2 separate regions of the Homo sapiens genome follow, and region 1 is linked to region 2. Evidence: read pairs that join two places in POLR2A ChIA-PET (ENCODE). Cell type or tissue: IMR-90. All regions are shown on one strand. Links, peaks and the distances in the headings refer to the core of each region. The heading gives the core; the rest is flanking DNA.

What was found. ChIA-PET counts read pairs that join two places held together with the same protein. Peaks named below come from ENCODE experiments on the same cell type or tissue, not always from the same donor. Only the 100,000 strongest peaks of a DNase experiment are listed, where the experiment ranks them.
Region 1: POLR2A ChIA-PET joins it to region 2 with 7 read pairs; 3 of 35 experiments call an interaction of 5 or more read pairs at or near these places.

The regions. Positions count from the first base shown.
Region 1 is chr18:12,719,208-12,727,542 of GRCh38, reverse strand. It overlaps PSMG2 (proteasome assembly chaperone 2), which reads right to left. Exons shown (of 7, transcript NM_020232.5): 5 at 6,860-7,033; 6 at 2,924-3,044; 7 at 1,803-2,104. The coding sequence ends at 2,012. Among named protein-coding and RNA genes, the nearest start is that of PSMG2, 20 kb to the right of the region's middle. RefSeq lists an enhancer at 4,255-4,756. In IMR-90, for the core only: a CTCF peak has its summit at 295 (motif pointing left); a DNase peak (open chromatin) is centred at 282.
Region 2 is chr18:12,958,997-12,967,336 of GRCh38, reverse strand. SEH1L (SEH1 like nucleoporin) reads right to left here. Exons shown (of 9, transcript NM_001013437.2): 4 at 3,966-4,177. Among named protein-coding and RNA genes, the nearest start is that of SEH1L, 15 kb to the right of the region's middle. In IMR-90, for the core only: no CTCF peak of the experiment used is centred there; a DNase peak (open chromatin) is centred at 4,056.

The DNA of each region.
Region 1 (8,335 bases), core at 1-8,000, 240 kb after region 2:
TATTTTTAGTAGAGATGGGGTTTCACCATATTGGTCAGGCTGGTCGCGAACTCCTGACCTCAGGTGATCCTCCCACCTCAGCCTCCCAAAGTGCTGGGGTTATAGGTGTAAGGCACTACACTCGGCCACTCCCAATCTTTGCATACTGGCTTTGTACAGGGCAGACCTTCACCAGCTAGCCCAGGTAGAGATTCTGAAACCTCTTAAATGTTTTTCCAAGTTCAACTTTTTAGGATTGTGTTATTTCCCAACTGAAGGTTGCTGGTTTTTCATCTTGTAATCTCTTGCTCCCTCTGGTGTCTGTCTTCAGAATTGCACGTTCCCTAGTGCTGCAGCTGCAAGTCGCCCCTTTGTTCTCAGTGGCTCTCTGGCAAAGCATGACAGCTTCCTATAAGCACCCCAAGTTAGATGAGATGGGCAACAGTCCCTTGGGCAGCACTACAAAAAGCTGCAATGCTGGCGTGTAAGTTCCATTCCTCCTGGGAGAGAAAATGCAAGTTGGGTGATTTCTCTTGGTGGTGTCCAGCCACACTGGCCTGTCTGTGGTACTACAGGCTCTGGTGGCACGGCAAACGATCCTCCAACTCTCCCGTGCTTTTAGCAGACTCCAGACATCCAAAGGATGCCAGTTCTGTCAGTATTCCAAGTCAGACAAGACGAAAGAGTCAGAATCTTGGTCACATGCTCCAACGTTCTCTACCTCTCTCCCCCTCACCGAGTCTGCCCCCTTCAACCCAGGGAAAAGCCAGGAGCTGGCGTACTCGCCATCATGCTGGGCTGTCATCCTGGGTGGAGTAAAGTGAAATGACTCTTCTTACTCATTTCAACGTGGCTGTTCTTAATTTTGCACTCACCTGGGGATACTGCAACTTAACTGGTTTCTGGTATCCTGGTCTATAAATTAAACTGGTGTCTCTGTGGGGTAATGAGGACTGGTACTTCCTATTTTGCCATCTTGCTGATGTCAACCCCCATTTCATATTTTAACCAAAAGGGAAACAGAAATAGGCCACAGAATCCAGCATGATTTACATATCAAAAGGAAACCTTTCCGGAGTGCTGGGAAGTAGTTGTATCCTTAAATATTACAAGCCCTTGTGTTACAGATGAGAGAGCCAAGGCACAGAGGTAACACAGTGAAATCGTACATCCCAAAGACTAGGGGTGAACAGTGACTAGTATGCAGCAGGCACTCGAAAATGATAACTATTTTTATTATTTCTTTTATAGTAAAATTATTCTAAAATGGGGAAACTATCCTGGATTATTGGGGTGGGCCCAATGCAATCACAGGGTCCTTTTATAACTGAGAGATTTGAAGATGCTAAGCTGCTGGCTTTGAAGATAGAAGGGCCCATGAGCCAAATAATATGGCAGCCTCTAGAAGCTGGAAACAGCAGAACACAAATTCTCCCTAAGGCCTTCCTCAGGAGCAGTGCCCTGCGATCACCCTGATTTTAGTCTCGTCAGACCCACTGTTGGATTTCTGACTCCTAGAACTCAGAAGTCAGAATTTAAAAGCAAATTTGTGGCTGGGCATAGTGGTGTAATGCCTGTAATCTCAGCACTTTGGGAGGACATGGCAGGAGGATTGCCTGAGCCCAGGAGTTTGAGACCAGCCTGGGCAACATGGCAAGACCTCGTCTCATTTTACTTAAAATACAGAATGAAAATTAATTAATTAGTTAATGAAAAAATTAAACTGGTGTGTTTTAAGTCACTAAGTTTGTGGTGATTTATTAGAGACAAACTAGGAAGCTAATAGAGAGTCTGAAATTAAAAAAAATACATTTAAGACAAAATTACTTAGGAAATAAAATTTTATTGTACAAAATTTACATTTGGTGCATATGATGAAAAGCATGGCAAAGAGACCCTTAATCTTTTTTCTTTGATATTTACTGTGAAAGTAATTTCCTAATACCAGATCATACAATTTTTTTGTATAGAATGTTTAACAGCTGTGTTGGTAGTAAGTGTTTTGGGTATAAGGTATAAAACAGAAATTAGATCAGAAAAGTGCAGGGGGAAGACCACTGCCAAAGAGTAATCTCCAAGAACTTGGTATTTTCCACCGTGAGGCAGATACTGTGGGGTCATCGCTCTGTAATTGAAGAACAAAATATTTTAATCTTTAAACTTTACCATCAAATCTCCTTTTAAAGTGAATTATAAAACTCTCCTTTTGTGTTCCTTTTGGTTGGCACTTTTATAGCCAGGTTTTATTGTTAAGGAAAAATAAAGTTTCTTTGTCTTCATGTCAACTGAAGATAAATTTCTTTAAGTTCCAAATTATAAAGATATGCCAGAAAGGCTGTAGATGAAGTTTATTAGGGAAAATCACATTCAAAAAGAATAGGGATTAAAAAAAAAATCAGCATTATGTGATTTGTATCAATTTGTTCTTGGCAAAAGCATGAATTAAAAAGCTAGTTACCCATCTTAGAAAGCAGCCTTATGCTCAGTGTTCTGTTATGCCTAAAGGCTAACTCACTTCCCTGGGTGTAATGCTCTCATTTCATAATAGAGAAAAATATCAACTGTAATACATATTCAATAGCTACAGTATTGCTCACATAGCAATACTTTTTACTTCCCTAAAAAAATTCCTGAATTCCACAGAAGGCTTGTTTATTATTGCAAGACTATGTCTGGCATAATTAATCTAACATGAATAGTAAGTACAATGAAGAACTAAGGATTTTCCTTTTTGGAAAGTCAGCTTTAATGAAAAAACTGTAAATAATAGGTTGGTTAACTGTCCTCTAATTTTCAAAAGTTCAGCTTAAACTAAATTTTATGTAAAGATATGTCTATATTTAATACAAACGTTCACTTACTTGGTCTACTTAGGTAGTATATAAAGTGCGAGTTAATGAATACAACCAGACAAAGAAGAGGCTTAAGCTATAATAGAACTTACAAGTGGTTTGAGTATCTGAAGCCACTCATTAAGATACTCAACAAGACCTAATGCATCTGGGATGTTGTCCCCTTCTGAAACAAATTTCAGCAGAACTGCCATTTGGATTTCTTTAGAACAGCTACAAGAAATAAAAATAAGAATCAGTATTCTTTCATAGGGTACAAGAGCTGACTCTAGTGTGTCTGTTTTTACAGCTACGATAACCTACCTGGTTTAGGAAAGGAAAAGACGCCACACCATAAGATCACTTATCATCTCCCTTCGCCCCACACAGAGTTTTCTACTTGTGAGAGCAGGCCCCTGTAACACCCACTGGGGAACACGCACAATCATGCCTCACCCCATGGCTGCATGAAAAACCAGCCTTTCTGTCCTTGGCTACAGCAGATAAGGTATGTTCTGACCTACTCCCCAAACCTACTTCAGAAGACAGTAATTTTCAGAAGCACCACAGCAGAGACTGAAAGAAAATAACACCTAGTTACTATCTAAAGCAGTGAGGGAAACTGTGGAAGAGAATGGAATCATTAAAGGAAATAAAAGTTCCTACTTCTTCCGAAAACGCTGAGTGGTTATTATGTGTTAAGCATTATCTGCAAATTTTATGACAATCCCTGTAATAATCCTGAAGAAGCTATAATTAGCTCCATTTTATAAGTGAATCAGTTTGGAATAACGGGAACAAAGACAGACACCAGGATTCAGATTCTAGCTCTTCAACTTACCAGATATGTTGGGCAAGTTACTTAACCAGGGGTGTTCCTCATCTATAAAAGGGGGATGATAATGGAACCTACTTCACAGGTTGTTGTGAGGCTGAAAGGAGGTAGTGGAGGCAAAATGCTTAAAACAGTGACCACACAGTAAATATGAAAGAAGTATTAGCTACTTTTATGAGGTAACAGGTTTAAAGAGATTGAATACAGGCTGGGCGCGCTGGCTCAAGCCTGTAATCCCAGCACTTTGGGAGGCCGAGGTGGGCAAATCATTTGAGGTCAGGAGTTCGAGACCAGCCTGGCCAACATGGTGAAACCCCGTCTCTACTAAAAATATAAAAATTAGCTGGGCATGGTGGCATGTGCCTGTAGGTACTCAGGAGGCTGAGGCAGGAGAACTGCGTGAGACAGAGCAAGACTCTGTCGCAAATGAAGAAAAAAAGATTTAATACATAGTTAACATGCCCAAAGTTCTATATCTAGTAAGGTCTCTATATCTAACTATATCTAGTTAGGTCTCTCTAACTCCAAAACATAGTCTCCTATCATACTATAAACGCCTCAAGCTAGTGATGAGATGGAGATACACCAAGGCAAAAAGTTTCCTGCTTGCCAATAAATGCAAAAATTACTCCTAACACCCTAAAACCAAGAACTATGAGAAAAATGCCATGCCAAAACTTGAAAGCACGAGACTGACAGAGAAGAGAGCTACAGAAATAAAAGTGAGCCGAGTTCTAAGGAAGGAAAGGCACCGAGGAGACTCTGATATATACATTCGGAAGTCTCAGATGATACCAGGCTAACTTTAGTTTCTGTCTCTAAAAACTACAAAGTAGAAACTGTTAGCCTCACTCACCCTAGCCCAGTACTTGGTTCTCAAACACCTTAGGGGCTCTCAATCTTTGTATGGAACCACTATGAGCTCTGATGGCTCAGAAAATTCCAGTTCCTAAATGCGTCTGCTGTGATGGCCTCAGGCAAGGCTCTCGCCTGGAGAAGGCTGGCTCCGAGGCTGTGCTTGCATTTTCAAGGCTCTAACTTGGAAAGCGCAGGGGTATGCTCTTCAGCTTATCGCGCCTCTTATTAGTTTGTCACACAGTGTGGGATAATCATTTCAATATTACCCTCTGGTCTTCTGCTAAAAAGAAAGGCAGAGGATGACTATTATTATTACTTTTTTATTTGGAACTATTTTATTCTGGTTGATACAACTGAGTATTTTAAATATTGTTTCTTCAGGGTAAAATCCGCATTTCCTGAATGTTTGATGCTGAGTAGGTCTAACTTTTATAATACTTTCTGTTTATCACCGCTAACTTTGTGGGCAAGCTTATAGCTAACCAGAAGCTGTTCTTTGCCTGTCCTCATAGTTTCACCCTATACCCAAGAAGACAGACCCAAGGAAACAGACCCCTGGACTCTGATGAGCAGCACCCCTGCCCTCGGATTCTCTGCCCTGTATTTCCAGTTGCCTCGGCCTCCCTGTAGTCTTAACTGATTTCCTCCACTCAGCTCTGCTTGGGTTCCGCTCCCTGTGCTGCAGTCCAGAAAGTATCTCAAGCAGAAAGCCAGGCAACTGTAGACTTAAAATTTGCCTTCTCTTAGGGATGACAGCTATGTGCTGCCTGTAGTCCAATGTCTGGAAAACAGTTGTTTCATAAATTGTCAGGTTCCAGTATTTTTATGGCAGGAGGGCAAGTCTGATATCAGTTACTCTGTCTTGGTCAGAAGCAAAAGTTTAGGAGGATTGATTGGTAAAGTAAGTGCAACAAAGTATAGAAGAGGTGGAGTGCAGTGGGAGTGCAGACGCAACTTCCTTGTCTAGAAGACAGGAAAAGGCAAGATTGCAGACAGGAGGTGAAGGGTAAGTTGACTCTTAGAAAGGAGGTAGGTGTTTGCAAGGGGGACAAGAGAGGAACACGGAACAAAAACACAAGGGAAATGAGAAAATACTGAGATGAGTGAAAATGAAAACACGACATGTCAAATCCCAGGGCATGCAGTGAAAACAGCACTAAGAGGAAAATTTACAGCTGTAAACACATTCAGTAAAAAAGAAAAAAACTTTTAAATTAATAACCTAAGTTTACACCTTGGAAAAGAGAAAAAAAAGCAAATCAAATCCAAAGCTAGCGGAAAAAAATAAAGATTAGGTAAGAGAGAAATAATAGAGAATAATAGAATAATAGAGAATAGAAAAACAATAATCAGCAAAATCAAAACTGGTTCTTCAAAGAAAAACAAAACTGACAAATCTTTAGCTAGCTTGACTAGGAAAAAAAAGAAAAGACTCAAATTATTAAAATAAGAAATGAAAATGGGAACATCAACACCAATTTTACAGAAATAAAGTTGGGAGTTATTATTTATGGGTACAGATTTTTTAATTTAGTATGACGACAAAGTTCTAGAAGTAGACAGTGCTGATGGATGCAGATGCTGTGAATTAATGGCACTTGATTGTACGCTTAAATATAGTTAAAATGTGTGATAAATGTAAATTTTGCACGATGTATATTTTACCACAATTAAAAAAAAGTGCGCGTGTAGAGGTTGCAAAGAATAAGTATTAGAATCCCTAAAAAGTCACACAAAATAAAAGCATTAAATATGGCTTTTGAGAAACCAGTTCTTCTATAACCAAGTTTAAATCTTTCCCCTAAATGCAAGAGCTCTACAATAGTACCAGTTTTGTAAATATATTTTCTTTTTTTCTTTTTGAGACGGAGTCTTGCTGTCTCCCAGGCTGGAGTGCAGTGGCGCGATCTCGGCTCACTGCAAACTCCGCCTCTCGGGTTCACACCATTCTCCTGCCTCGGCCTCCCGAGTAGCTGGGACTACAGGTGCCCACCATCACGCCCAGCTAATTTTTTGTATTTTTAGTAGATACAGGTTTTTACCATATTAGCCAGGATGGTCTCGATCTCCTGGTCTTGATTGATCTGACCTCGTGATCCGCCTGCCTCGGCCTTCCAAAGCGCTAGGATTACAAGTGTGAGCCACCGTGCCCGGCCTAGCAATATATTCTCAAAGTTTCAGTAAGTAATCCAATACATTCTCTGACTTAATTTTGTTTTTTTTGTTGTTGTTTTTTGTTTGAGACAGAGTCTTGCTCTGTCACCCAGGCTAGAGTGCAGTGGCACGATCTCAGCTCACTGCATTAATTTCATTTTTAAGTAAAGTGGGAAACAAATGAACAGGCAAACAAACTCACCTTTCATCATAGAGTGTTTTTGTGATACCTCCTCCCGGAATGCGGATACAAAACTCGGAATCATCTATTTCAGGAATGCACCGGCTTTTTTCCATTTCTTCCCAGTTAAGGCTCTTTATTTTATTTTGAACACTTTTTTGCATGGAAGGTGTAAGTAGGTACCGGAAGGGAGTACTAGAAATAATCATATAGTTAACTTTTTAAAAACTCTAAAGCAAACATCGGTTCTTTAGCTAAAATTCTCTTGGTCTCCATATATTCTGCTGCACAGGCAAAACACAAGTTTCAGCAGACTTAAGTAAAAAATATTGCTCTGATTTGCTACTTACTTACTTACTTAGGAGACAATATAAAAAGACAGAAACACTTAGGCAAGCCCATTGCAAAAATTTCCCACAGCTTTCCTCCCTTCTGCCATGAAGCCTGTAATGTCTTTTGTGAAAGTCCTGGAAATTAGCTCATTTTGAAAGGTAACTCTTGGCTTGTTGGTATTTTTTCATCCTGGTTTTATAGGTGTCTAAGTGATAAAAGTTATGATCTACATCATCTAAAACAGTTACAGTGAGCCAAGACTGTGCCACTGCACTCCAGCCTGGGTGACAGAGTGAGACTCCATCCCCAAAAGAATAAAAAATAAAAAATAAATGATCTAAATGCTACATCTTGGGGCCGGGCGTGGTGGCTCATGCCTGTAATCCCAGCACTTTGGGAGGCCCAGGCAGGCAAATCACCTGAGGTCAGGAGTTCGAGACCAGCCTGGCCAATATCCTGTCTCTACTAAAAACACAAAAAATTAGCCGGGTGTGGTGGCATGCGCCTGTAGTCCCAAGTACTCGGGAGGCTGAGGCAGGAGAACCGCTTGAACCCAGGAGGCAGAGGTTGCAGTGACTCGAGATTGCGCCACTGCACTCCAGCCTGGGCAACTGAGAACTGGGCAACTGAGAAAGACTCCGTCTCAAAAAAAAAAAGAGGAAAAAAAAAAAAAGCTACATCCTGGGGACGGGCACAGTGACTCATGCCTGTAATCCCAGCATTTTGGGAGACCCAGCAGGCGAATTACCTGAGGTCAGAAATTTGAGACCAGCCTGGCCAACACAGTGAAGCCCAGCCTCCACTAAAATTACAAAAATTAGTCTGGCGTGGCGGCAGGTACCTGTAATCCCAGCTACTCAGGAGGCTGAGGCAGGAGAATCGCTTGAATCCAGGAGGTGGAGGTTGCAGTGAGCTGAGACCATGCCACTGCACTCCAGCCTGGGTGACAGGGCAAGACTCCGTCTCAAAAATAAATAAATAAAAGCTACATCTTAGAGTATAAGAGTATTCTATATGATATGTTATCAACTTTATGTGGTAATGATAGCTTATAGTTCTATTTCTGGGATACTCTGTCTTACATTTAAGAACTCACTCTGACATGCCAGGGAGCTACCCTTTAGGCAAGTGGATTTCTGCAAATACGAATGGTTGCATGTGGCC
Region 2 (8,340 bases), core at 329-8,328:
CAGGTCTGAGTAGTTTGTGTTGTTGGCTATGAGTTCAATGTTAGTCAATCAACAACATATAAGTTGTCTTTAAAAAGAAAGACACACAAAAAGGTTATACACTGATCAGTTGACAAAAATGTAGTGAGAGACTTGTGGAAACCCTGTATTTCCCCAAGGAGCAATTCGGTATTCAGTATTAGCTAATTCAGTGTTCATGGCAACTTTATAGAACATTGCCAGTGCAAATGATAATTGACTGTAATTCAGCAAACAAATGCAAATTTTAAAAAATCTTCACTAGAAACCACAGGGAAATAGTGTAATACATGTAACAAAAACTGGTATAAAAAAGAAGTAATCAGAGAAAAAGAAACTCTGAACAATTAAAAATGATTGCCATTCATACAAAAATTCAATGATGGGAAAAAATGTATACCTGGAGAACAAAGTGGAGATCTGGGAGATGGAGTACTAAATCTCCAAACAATTTTGTTTTAAATGGAGAGTAAATCCTGGAATAATCAAATAGGAGTGCCAGAAAGACAGAACAGAGACAAGAGAATAAAAAGAAATTATCAAAGGATCATAAGATATCCCCAATTTGAGACAATAACATTTATTTTTAAAGGGACCACTGAGTGTCAAGCAGGATTGGCCAAGTGCAGTGGCTCATGCCTGTAATCTCAGCACTTTGGGAGGCCAAGCCAAGAAAACTACTTGAGTCCAGGAGTTCAACACCATTCTGGGCAACAAGGCGAAACCCCATATCCACAAAAAATAACAAAAAATTAGCAAGGCATGGTGGTGAATGCCTGTAGTCCCAGTTACTTGGGAGGCTGTGTGTGGTGGGAGGATCACCTGAGCCCAGGGAGGTCCAGGGAGTGCCACTGCACTCCAGCCTGGGTGACATAGTGACACGTGTCTCGAAAACAAATACATAAAAAATAATAAATAATAAATGGTGGCTGGGTGCGGTGGCTCACGCCTGTAATCCCAACACTTTGGGAGGCCGAGGCCGGCAAATCACCTGAGCTCAGGAGTTCGAGACCAGCCTGACCAATATGGAGAAACCCCATCTCTACTAAAAATATAAAATTAGACGGGCATGGTGGCACATGCCTGTAATCTCAGCTACTCAGGAGGCTGAGGCAGGAGAATCTCTTAAACCCAGGAGGCGGAGCTTGCAGTGAGCCAAGATCACACCACTGCACTCCAGCCTGGGTGACAGAGCAAGACTCTGTCTCCAAAAAAAAAAAAAAACCATAAAAATAAAAATAAAAAACAAATGGTAAGTGATAAGTAAGATTAATCAACAAAGGCCAACACATAATAATCCAGGTTGGGGTTTTTCCTGGAGAAGGGGAATGAGGAAAGTACAGCAGCAGCTTTGGGTTACTGTAGCTGGGAGATGAGTATGGAAGGGTCTGTCTACTGTACTTCTGTTACTTCTGGTGTATCTGAAATTTTCTCTAATGAATACACTAGACAACCCCAAGGTGGAAAAAACTGCTCAAATAAAACACAAAAAGCACTCCAACAATAAAGCCTGACAAATGTGATTACATTAAAACTCATTTCCATTGGCTATCAAAATCCATCATAAAAAATGTCAAAATATATGTGCAAGAGAGCTCAGAATAATAACGCAAAATCCTAAAACCTTCCAAAAAGAAAAAGCTACCTACAAAAGAACCAGCATCAGACTGACGACAGCTCGTTAATAAAACCTAGTTAAAAATATGCAAGAACTGTATCTTTTGAAATTCTTACATTCGGAACTCTAAAACTAGCCAAACTATCAATTAAGCATGGAGTCAAATTAAGACATTTTCAGGTATTTGAAGAGTTTGCCATCCATTCCATCTCCATATTGGCATCTCAAATGAATACTTACATAATCTAGATTGTAAAGCTGGCTGCCACTTAATTTTTAGAATCAATTTGTAGTCAAAAGACAAAATACTTACACATGTGTTAAATGTTTACAGAATGTAAATATTATAAATCTTGCCAGTATACAAGCAATATAAGAATTAGGAAATGGACTGGGCGAGGTGGCTCATGCCTGTAATCCCAGCAGTTTGGGAGGCCGAGGTGGGCGGATCACAAGGTCAGGAGATCGAGACCATCCTGGCTAATACGGTGAAACCCCGTCTCTACTAAAAATACAAAAAATTAGCCAGGCGTGGTGGCAGGCACCTGTAGTCCCAGCTACTCAGGTGGCTGAGGCAGGGGAATCGCTTGAACCAGGAGGCGGAGCTTGCAGTGAGCCTAGATTGCGCCACTGCACTCCAGCCTGGGTGACAGAGCGAGACTCCACCTCAAAAAAAAAAAAAAAAAAAAAAGAATGAGGAAATGGAAGGGGCAATGTGAGGGGGAAGCAATAAACTAATTCCCTCTTTTTTAAGAGAGGGGAAGCCAGGCACAGTGGCTCACACCTGTAATCCTAGAACTTTGGGAGGCCAAGGCGGGCAGATCACCTGAGGTCAGGAGTTCAAGACCAGCCTGGCTAACATGGACAAACCCCGTCTCTACTAAAAATACAAAAAAAACTAGCCAGATGTGGTGGCGGGCACCTGTGATTCCAGCTACTTGGGAGGCTGACACAGGAGAATCGTTTGAACCCAGGAGGCGGAGCTTGCAGTGAGCCGAGATCATGCCACCACACTCCAGCCTGGGCAATAGGGCAAGACTCCATCTCAAAAAAAAAAAAAAAAAAAAGAGACGGGAGTAAATATATAGTCTAAAAATTGATAAATATGTGTAGAGATATATATATTATTTGAAATTATAATAATTACCAGTATAACTCCAACAACTATCAACATCACCACAAATAAGATATCTATCTAGTCATACCTTGGGATGTGGAAGTTGTATAAATGTGCTCTATTCATCTTTTCTATCAGTTTGGATATTCTTTAATGATAACATAGCAAGAACATGTGGAAAAATAGCAGAATAAAAATTTTTAAAAAAAAGATAACATAGCAAGAACCAAAGGTATAAGTAAATCCTTTAAAAATATACTAGTGACTACCAGAATTAAAGTCTGAAAACAGAACTATTGACAGCATTTGTTTTTAGGGGGTAAAGGAACTTTACCTTTCTTTTTGTATTCTTATGGATTATTTCAATTTTTTTCTTCACCAAGTGATTCTTATAATTGTTTAAAAACAGTTTAATAAAAAGCAACTATGGTAATATTCATATAGTCATGCTCTATGCAGCAGTTAAAAAGAAATGAGGTAAGACTAGATATATTAATATATGGAAAAATGCCCACAATGTATCTTTAAGTGAAAAAAGCTAATTGCAAGGAAGGAAAATGTAAGGGTTTCTGGCTGGGTGCAGCAGCTCACGCCTGTCATCCCAGCACTCTTGGAGGCCGAGGCAGGCAGATCACCTGAGGTTAGAAGTTCAAGACCAGTCTGGCCAACATGGTAAAACCCCATGTCTACTAAAAATGCAAAAATTAGGCAGACGTGGTGGCGCATGCCTGTAATTCTAGCTACTTGGGAGGCTGAGGCAGGAGAATTGCTTGAACTCAGGAGGTGGAGGCTACTGTGAGCCAAGATGGTGCCACTGCACTCCAGCCTGGGCAAATGAGCAATACTCTGTCTCAATCAACCAATCAATCAATCAATCAAATGTATGGGTTTCAATATCTGGTGTTCTGTGTCTACTTGTGCTAGTGAATATCTGGGCGTGTTTGCATATATGTGTTTATGACAACATTAAATAGTTATTTGCATATGCATAGAAAACATCCAAAAGGTTCACATGAAAATATTTACAATGCCGGCTTCCTCTGTTGAGTGAAAACAGGGACAAATGACATGCCTGGGTGAAAAATGGAGAACATATACTCTATATATCTTGAGAAGAAGCACCTTTGAGAGAATAAATTATCAAATTGTTAGCTTAAAAGTTACTAGTTTATTTTACTAGGATGTTATCAGAGGTTTAATATGTAAACTTACCTTGAAGGGTTCCAAGAAATACAACTACAGCTTAGCTTACATGAGATCTCATGCTGCAAAGACCACTGGCTGAGATTCATAACATCTGGTGCCTCATAGATTCTTACTATACCATCTGCGGAACAGGTTGCTAACATAAGACCCATGTGCTTGGGAGCAAACTTCACATCAGTAACAGATGTTCTGCTATCCACCAGAGTTGTCCTTTTAACCTAAAAAAAAAATAATAACAATTTAAATTATATACAAAAAGAAAGCATGGTAGAGTGGAAAAGACACACAGACTCTGGAATCACACAGAAACTCCTCTATCATTCACTAGGTATATAAGCTTGGATACATCTCTGGGCCACAAGTTCCTACAAGTACATGGCAAAATACCACATATATAGCTGGGAATCACTAACAAATTAGTGAGCTATAATTAATTACTCCCTTTAATGAAAAAAAAGTCTACCTCCAAAAGCCTACCTTTGTTATATAAGTAATCTCTCTTAAGCAAACTGATCACAAAAAAAAAAGAAAATGTTAGAATTTTCAGACAAGAAGTTTTGTCACACAAAGCATGCTGCAAGCATTAGACCCTTTAACTGTAAATGAGTTGGGCGTGATGGCTTACACCTGTAATCCCAAAACTTTGGGAAGCCGAGGCAGGCAGACTGCTTGAGCTCAGGAGTTCAAGACCAGCCTGGGCTACATGGCAAGACACCGTCTCTACTAAAAACTAAAAAAAAAAAAAAGCCAGGTGTGGTGGTGCACGCCTGTGGCCCCAGCTATTCCGGAGGCTGAGGCGGGTGGATCGCTTGAGCCAGTGGGGCAGAAGGTACAGTGAGCAAAGATCGCACCACTGCACTCCAGCCTGGGTGACAGAGTAAGACCCTCTCTCAAAAAAAAAAAAAAAAAAAAAAAAAAGAAAGGCATGCAATTTCTTCTCTCAAGAATAATTTTCTGTTAATCCCATTTGGACCACTATTATTATTATTTTTTTTTTTTTCTTAGGGACAGGGTCTTGCTCTGTCACCCAGGCTGGAGTACAGTACCATGATCATGGCTCAAGTGATCCTTTTGCCTCAGCCTTCCCAGTAGCTGGGATGACAGGCACCTGCCACCATGCCCAGCTAATTTTTCTTATTTTTATAGAGATGGGGGGGTCTCACTATGTTGCCCAGATGGGTCTCAAACTCCTGGCCTCAACTGATCTTCCCACCTCAGCCTCCCGAGTTGCTAGGATTACAGGTGTGAGCCACTGCACCCAGCTACCATGCACTTTTAAGTGAAGGCTTTTAACAGGGACCAAAAGAATGGTAGAAAGCAAGCTTTATGATCACTGTAAAATTCCAACATCACATTTAAAAGTTATCTTCTGGCACACAGATAAGATGAAACTTTACTAAAAACATCAATAAGCTCAGGTGCAGTAGCTCACGCCTGTAATCCCAGCACTTTGGGAGACTGAGGCGGGTGATCACTTGAGGTCAGGAGTTCAAGACCAGCCTGTCCAACATGGTGAAACCCCATCTCTACTAAAAATATTCAAATTAGCCAGACATTGTGGCGGGCGCCTGCAATCCCAGCTACTAGAGAGGCTAAGGCAGGAGAATCGCTTGAGTGTGGTCGGCGGAGGCTGCACTGAGCCGAGATCATGCCACTGCACACCAGGCTGGGTGGCAGTGCAAGACTTTGTCTCAAAAAAAAACTAAGTCAATAAAGTTTAGCAATCAACAGATTACTGTCTATGGTTACCAAAATCCTTCTTAAAGAGTCTCAACATTAAAAGGATAATATTACATAAACTTCAAAGATAACATCTTAGCAAACTTTTGTCTACAGACACCACTGAATAATTAATACAAACACAAATGTTGAGAAAATAAATGCATTTGTTACAGTAGGTAGTCAGACATGAGCAGGGCAGCAGAGGACCCCACCCCACCAGGAATGTCAAGCAACCATCAGGTGATGATCAGGCAGTTGTTAAACTTTCTCTCTAAACTAATCATTGGTTGCAGCCAGTGCCAGGGAAAGGTAGTCTCCCAACAGATAGAAACACCTGAAACTGGTGATCAGCAGCTTCCTGATAAGATCTGAGGAGTTGGATGACTGGGCTCAAGCATGTGCACTAAGAGGAAAAATGGTGGAGCTTAACTGATCTATGACCTTCTAGGAACATTCTGTTAAGGGAAAAACGCCTCAAGTGAGCATCTGCGCAACTCCAGTAAACACACTGCACACGCAGCCCCTCCCAGGCACTAGTGGGCCACTGCACATGCGGACTGCCCACCCCAAGGGAAGAATCAGAGAAGAGACGCAACCCCTGGGAAGCATGCCAACGTGTAACAACCCAAGTCCAAGATCAAACCATGCATTTGACTCTCTCAAGTCACCCACTTGGCCCTCTTCCAAATGTATTTTACTTCATTTCTGCTGTAAAATTTTTTAACAAATTTCCACTCTGGCTCTAAAACTTATCTTAGTCTCTTACTCTGCCTTATGCCCCTAGGTGGAATTCTTTCTTTTGAAGAGGCAAGAAATGAGGCTGCTGCAGACCCATATGGATTTGCCACTGCTAATATATTAATGAAAGATGACTAAACTAAATACAAATAAGTATCTTGAAATTCAAAGAAAAGTCCTTCTTATGCCACCACTCCCAAATCCAATCTATAGTATACTGAACTGACACACCTCAGACTTAACGCCAAAAAAACTTTTATAATTCTATAAATTTCTATTCCTTCCTCCCCATAAGCAGCTGTTTGGCTTAGGGAAGCCCTAGTGCAAAGGCAATCAGACATACTCCTCCCCTGAGAAGAGCTGTAAAACAGTCTGAATAGCCACTCAAGCTACAAAGCTACCGGAATTAAAACAGTGTGCTATTAGGACAAGGAGACATACAGATAAATGTCCACAAGAGAGCCCAGAATGCAATCCTCCATATATATAGCCATTATTTTCAACAAAGGTGTCAAGACCATTCAACAGGGGAAAGAATGGTCTTTTCAAGAAATGGTGCTGGGAAAACTAGATTTCAGCACCCTAACATTTTTTAATGACTGAAATAAATAATTTGTATCAGGCCCTTGCTTGCTTGCGCATGTTAACCACTCACTTTTTGCTGAATATCCCTTGTTGCCACAATATAATGATAAACTGTTGATGTACTGCTTCTTTGTCAATCAAGAGAAGATAACTTCAGCGTCATGTAAAGAAAAATGTTGCCAGAAGAAATGAATGGCTTTAAGGACACTGTGACCAGCTGCTAACAACCAGACATCTGGTTGCTCAAGGCGTTACCTGAGACCAAAGAAACACAGACTTTTCCACTGGATTCTGTGAAACTCCCCCTCCCTTACTAGATCTAGTCACATAAAATCTACCCAATGCTTCCTTTTGTTTAGATGGATTCGAGAGATCTTGCCCTCCCATCTTCTTGCTTTAGCCAAATCGAATAAACCTTTCTCTATCTCCAAGTACCGGTGACTCAGTGTTTGCTCTCAGCTCCACATTGGGGATACAAGCCTGAATTGAGGATTCTATAACAATCTTAGAAGAAAACATTGGGGAAAGTCTTCATGACACTGGATTTGGCAATGCTTTCCTGGATATAACACCAAAAGCATGGGAAACAAAAGAAAAAAATTTAGATAAACTAGACTTCAAAATTTTAAAATTTCGTGCATCAAAGGAAACCATCAAGAGTGAAAAAGGCAACCCACAGAACGGGAGAAAATATTTGCAAATCATTTACAGGTTGTGCATATCAAATCCAAAAATCTGAAATCTGAAATGCTCCAAACTCCAAAACTTTTTGAGCACTGGCATGATGCTCAAAGAAAATGCTTATTGAAGCATACCGAATTTCAAGTTTTTGGATTTAGAATGCTTAACTGGGGCTGGCCACGGTGGCTCACACCTGTAATCCCAGCACTCTGGGGGGCCAAGGTGGAGGATCGCTTGAACCCAGGAGTTCAAGACCAGCCTGGGCAACTCTATTAAGTAAATAAATAAGTAGGCGAATGCTTAACTGGTAAGTATAAATGCAAATATTGCAAAATCCAAAATCCAAAATCCAAAACATTTCTGGATCCTAGCATTATGGATAAGGAATACTCAACCTATAACAGATAAGGGATTAATATCCAGAATATATAAAGAACTCCTATAACAACAAAAAACCCAATTTAAAAAAATGGGCAAAGGATATGAATAGTATTTTCCCCAGGAAGACATACAATTGACCAATAAGCACATGAAAATAAGGTCAACATCAGTAATTATTAGAGAAATGCAAATCAGAACCACAATGGAGATGCCACTTCACAACACAGTCACTAGGATGGCTACAATAAATAGCACCACAACAAGTGCTGATGAA